Linked DNA regions of Homo sapiens: region 2 is linked to region 1. A link is a contact called in ENCODE Hi-C or POLR2A ChIA-PET data. All regions are on one chromosome and are shown on one strand. Each heading gives the region's core, a stretch centred on a gene start or an enhancer-like site at or near the end of the contact. The rest is flanking DNA. Distances are from core to core; before and after follow the strand shown.

Region 1 (2,700 bases), core at 182-2,681:
AATAAAAACCCAAGTCCTAACAAAGTATAAAATTTATGTAACTAGTAGGATTTGGTTGTTTCTGCAAAAATCATTGTTGCTCTCTCTGCAGATTTGAATTAAGTCGGATTGCTAAATTTCTCAGAGCAGGCTTCAGTGTTTCTCAACCATGGCTGCACATTGCAATCACCGGGGGATATTTACAGACACCTGGGTCCCACCCCTAGAGATTTCTAGTGTAATTGATCTGGGATGTGGTTTGGGTGTAGGGATTTCCAAGCGTCCTAAATGATTCCAAAGTGCAGCTAAGGTTGAAAACCCATGCATTAGTAAATCTCAAGCCCCACAGTAAATTTTTCTATATAAACTTGTAAAGATAGAAGTTAAAGGCTTATATTTATAGAAGAAAATTATGGCTTTCTTAATTCAGCCTATTAAATCAGAAAATTTCATTGAAGACTTGAATTAAGGTTTTGTTGTTTGGCTAACTGAACAAGGCTAGCTGTTGTTTAGAAATACAGAAGCATTGTCTCAAATAAACATAAAAATACAGAAGCATTCTGTTTAATAAAACACTAGGTGAAAATTATATATATATGTGTGTGTGTGTATATATATATATATATATATACACACACACACACACACACACACACACACACACACATATTTTGAGATGGAGTTTCGATCTTGTTGCCCAGGCTGGAGTGCAATGGCACTATCTCGGCTCACCACAGCTTCCACCTTCTGGGTTCAAGCGATTCTCCTGACTCAGCCTCCTGAGTAGCTGGGATTACAGGCATGCACCACCGCGTCTGGCTAATTTTGTATTTTTAGTAGAGACGGGGTTTCTCCATGTTGGTCAGGCTGGTCTCGAACTCCCAACCTCAGGTGATCCGCCCACCTTGGCCTCCCAAAGTGCTGGGATTACAGGCATGAGCCACCGCACCCGGCCTGAAAATTATATTGACTATGAATAGAGCATTTTGGAAAATCTTATGTGACCTTGAGACTGTAATGTATTTTTTAAATTGGGATAAAATACATGGGGACAGTTAGTTACTTTGTAAGGTAACTAACAATAAATCTGTAAGAATGCTGAAGGGACTTGGGATTAGAAGGAATATGAATTTGTGGTGTTCAAGTAGATTTTAGGGTTTGTGGGAAATAGTCAACTCTATGGTATTCTAAAACTTAGTAATGTCTTTCAGCTAACATTTTAACCAAGAATGAGCTTTTCTGCATATTTTTAAATTTTGCATACTTGTACTTAAGTAGGATTTAACATGGAGTCTAATAACTTCCAGAAATGATTCAAAATTGAGTGATTGTACATACAGATTTTTTTTTTTTTTTTCCTGGACTACACTGTTTTCATCAGAATTTCTAGGCTCACTCAGAAAAGGTTACACTAGTATGACTAATCCTTTGTAAATCGGAGCACTGCTGCCCTCCTGTGGACTGTCACGGCATTTGACAATCCCTTCCTTACCAGCTCAAACCTAGTCACTATTCAGAAGTTTGAGTCATTGCTGTGATTCCCAGAAGACATTTTCAATTTCATTTGGGATATGGTATAAGACTAGTCCTCTTCTCCTTCCGTGAAATCAAAATTATTTTTTGACACAGGATCTCGCTCTGTCACCCAGGCTGGAGCTCAGTGGCTCAATCACAGCTTACTGCAGCCTCAACCTCCTGGGTTCAAGGGATCCTCCCAACTTAGCTTTCCCCAACAGCTGGGACTACAGGTGTGCACCACCATGCCTGGATAATTTTTGTATTTTTTTTTTTTTTTTGTAGAGACGGGCTCTCGCATGTTGCCCAAGCTAGTCTCGAACTCCTGGCCTCAAGCAATCTGCCTGCCTCAGTGTTCCAAATTACTGGGGATCCAGGCATGAGCCACTGTGCCCAGCCAAGATTAACATTTTTAAAAGAGTTTTAAATGCTGTCCCTTATTGCTTAAGTATAGGAGAAGTATAATATTGTGGATCTGTGGTCAATAAACAATTTTTCCTTCCCTCTCACATACCAGCAGAACGTTTGAACAAATTGCCAAAAGTATAGATAACATTTGAAAAAGCCGCCCTTCCTGATTCCTGATTCGATAGTACATAGCCCAGGGAAACCTGTACAGAGGTGGTAAAACTGGTGTTAGGAGACTCCACCTCCATTTATAAGATTTACCTCTCTCATGTAGCTTTTTACAAAACTAAACTATAATAATATGCTGCAGTGTGGCAAACCCTGTGCTAAACTACTGTAAACAGGAACCCCTGTAAACAGTAATCCTGGTGTTTGGGGCTTGTGGCTTCATTGAGAGAGAATTCAGGAACAAATGCTTAGAGAAGCACTTCAGAATGGTGTTCAGGAAAATTATCTATCGTCTGATTAATCTCCTCCACCTGAAAGCGTTCCTAGGAAAAATACTCTGTAAATTTGTATTTAAGTTGGGACTTGAGAATTCTTTGGTTAGGTTCCCATAGCATCGTGCTTCTCAAGTCTTAGTGTGCTAGTGAGTTACATGGTGATCTTCTTAAATTAGAATCAGAAGATTCAAAAGGTATCGGTTGGGGCCTGAGGTTCTGCATTTCTAATGAGTGCCTAAGGAGCTGTTTGTGGTGGGCTGTATGATGGCCTCTAAAGATATCCAAGTCCTAATACCTGGAACCTGTGAATGTTACTTTATATGGCAAAAGGGTCTTTACAGATGAGATTAAGAAA
Region 2 (2,700 bases), core at 178-2,677, 160 kb after region 1:
AGGGCTCCTTAAAAATTGCTGGGCTCAAAAGGACAACATATGAAGCTTAGGAGTGAAGGGACTTCCTGAGCAGAAATGGGCAAACTTCAGTCTTTTTACTGTGTCTTTGCAGTATTCTATAGATAATTTCCTTAATTTGTAAATTTAGTGACCATTAGCTAGTGATCATTTGATGGGCAGCGATTCTAACAGTATAAAGTCCACAATGTTCTATGTCCCTAGCCTGCCGTTTTTCAGCTGCATGTAAAAGGGGGTAGGATGAGATAATCGACCATTATAAAGATTTAACTATTTTATGCTGAAGCGGCCATATTTTCAAGGGATGACACCATCTTGCACACAACAATGAAGGTACTCGGCCATAGACTTGGAGTGAGACCATATATGGGGATGAGATTCTTCTAGATCCTAATACTGCTGTACTGGCCTGTGTGTACATGGGGTCCTTCAGCTGAGGCCTTGCAAGGCAAGCCAGCTGTGCCATGTTTGTAGATGGGGCAGAGGAAGCTAGAACAATGGAAAAGTAACCTATTTATGCTAGGTCCACCTATTGAAACGAGGTAGGAATGAGGCTAGGGTCCTTAACTTCCTTCAGGCATACTTTTCTAGCTACCTTCTGCCCTGTGTCTGGTACCTACATCCTTGATGATTGTTCTCTTTCATCCATTGTGGAGATATATATATGTATGAAAAGCAAAAAAAATAAATTGCTGGGCTGGCACTACCTCAAAGCTTCTGATCCAGGAGGCCTAGGAGGGGGCAGTTAAGATGCATTTCTTACTAGTTCCCAGGTGATGCTTCTGCTGCTAGTCTGGGCACCACACTTTGAGAATCACAGCTCTAGGGCTAGGGGTGCTAATCTTCATTCCAAATGGAAAGGAGGCTGCTAAGGAGTCCACTTAAGTAATTTTTCCTGCGATAAAGACTTGCTTCCTTGTCACTTGCTGTCAACACCCCTCCACACAGCAGCGACTGCCTGGCTTAATTCTTAAAGTAGAGGCCTCTCAATAGACAGGGTGGACACTTCTTCGCCTCCTGGCAGGAGAGAGAAAGAACGGACTTCAATCTTTGGTTGGCAGGGCCTGACTAGGCAGTCGGGCACAGAACCCTAGGGCTTTCCCACCCCTTTGCTTTCTCACTTGTAAAACGAATAAAGGTACTGGTCCTGCCAGCTTCACAGGTTGCTGTACATAGAGGAATGGTTGGTTGAAAGTGCCCTGCATAACGCAAGCTCTTTAGGACTCGCAAACAGCCTTAATCGCAGTAAGGGGGCACATCAGGGCTGTGAGAAGGCCCCCTTGAGGGCTCGGCACAGGTGATTCTGGGCTCTCTGTGCTTGCCAGCCTCCTAAAGTAGGTGCCCACTTTCAGAAGCTCTGCACGCCCCACCTGGGCGCCTCTGCTGGAGGTCTGCCTGGCCCGGGGCACCCGTGTGCGCGCGAGGATTTCTTTTGCAGAGAATGAAACCACCGTTCCTTTCCGTCCGTGGTCTACTCCGGGGTCCCCATCCCACGTAAGTGCTGTGGAACCCCGGGGTGATGAGCCCCGGGGGAAGCCAGCATCTCTTGCCCTCCAGTGCCGGCGCCCGGCAGAGCCCCGGGACTCCTAGTTTTTGCCGCCGCTGAGGACGCGGCGCGGGCTGCTGGCCGCGTCGCCGAGGGAGGGCCCGGACAGCCCTGCAGCGCGTCTCAGCGGAGCCCTGGGGGCCGCGCCGCTCCTCCAAACATGATTCAGAACCGCCCGTCAGCCTTGGCTCCAGCGCCTGGCGCGAGCGAACCGGGCTTGGCTGTCTCGGCCCCGTCTGAACCCTGCGGGCCGCGGGCCAGGGCGCGCCGGGATCCGCTGCGCCAGGACCCTGCAGACCCGGCCGCGGCCGGGCCGAGTGCCTCCCGCCGGGGCCTTACGCCCACGGTCCACGCTTGCAACACCAGGGCTGTACGGCGGGTCCGCAGCTGGGTCTGCGCCTGGGACTCGGGGCTCCCTGCGCTCCTCGTGCCGCACCCCTTGCCTTAACCCCAAGCGGACGGGTCCTGGGGCTTCACCGGCCAGGCCGGAGCCCCAGCCCCACAACTCCCCCCCTCCCACCGCACTGCCCCCTCTGCGCTGTGGCGGGAGTTGGGGACTGGGGCCGGAGAAAGGAGACGCGCCGGTCCTCAAGTCTCTTGAGCCATTTCGGTTCCGGGCGCGCCCCCCAGGGCTGCAGTCGCGCGAGGTTCCAGATAGTGCAGCTGTGTGGCGCCAGGCTTCCAGCGGGTTCTTGGTGGGGGTTCCCTCTCTGTGAGTCGGTGGGCAGAGATTTGCCTTGGAGGGTCGCACCTGGCTACAGAAGTATGAGACTTAGTTTCCGGGGAGCAGAGGGGCCTTGGGATAAGGAACTGAAGCTTCTGGGGAGTAGTTTGGAATTTTGGTTCCACCAATTATCAGCTGTCCAACCTGGAGAAATCCACTCCCCCTGTTTTCTTGGTTATAAATAACTATAGCTACCATTTGAGTGCTTATTATTTTCCATGTACTTTACGTATGTTATTTTTATCTTTCCAACGATTTTACAGGCCATATTCTGCTGATGGAGAAATGGGATCTCACCCAAGGAAAGTGACTTGCCAGGGTTACACCACTGGTAAGTGGAGACCTATGACTTGAACCTGTCTCTAACTCCAGAGACTGTACTTTCTCGGTAAGTGAGAACATTGACGCCATA

The links. Hi-C counts contacts between places; a loop is a spot of excess contacts on that map. ChIA-PET counts read pairs that join two places held with the same protein, here RNA polymerase II (POLR2A). Pooled maps may share reads with other maps.
Region 2: a loop to region 1 is called in a map of natural killer cell, with 4 times the contacts of the local background. The contact joins the promoter of LINC02767 here to the enhancer-like site in region 1. A Hi-C loop is called at or near these places in 12 of 168 maps with a recorded cell type or tissue (B cell, CD14-positive monocyte, CD4-positive, alpha-beta T cell and 7 more), 13 of 37 single-sample maps with no recorded cell type and 18 of 50 pooled maps. POLR2A ChIA-PET finds 5 or more read pairs at or near these places in 9 of 52 experiments (CD4-positive, alpha-beta T cell, CD4-positive, alpha-beta memory T cell, HEK293 and 6 more).

The regions. Positions count from the first base shown.
Region 1 is chr1:207,796,085-207,798,784 of GRCh38, forward strand. No RefSeq gene overlaps it. Among named protein-coding and RNA genes, the nearest start is that of MIR29C, 4.5 kb to the right of the region's middle. RefSeq lists an enhancer at 2,541-2,640. Within about 2 kb of position 1,432, at least 7 of the 41 ENCODE cell types and tissues checked have a DNase peak (open chromatin) inside an H3K27ac peak, as active enhancers do; they include B cell and heart right ventricle, where a contact is called at or near this core.
Region 2 is chr1:207,957,564-207,960,263 of GRCh38, forward strand. LINC02767 (long intergenic non-protein coding RNA 2767) reads left to right here and starts at 1,428. Exons shown (of 3, transcript NR_167983.1): 1 at 1,428-1,512; 2 at 2,552-2,676. RefSeq lists enhancers at 899-1,400, 1,401-1,900.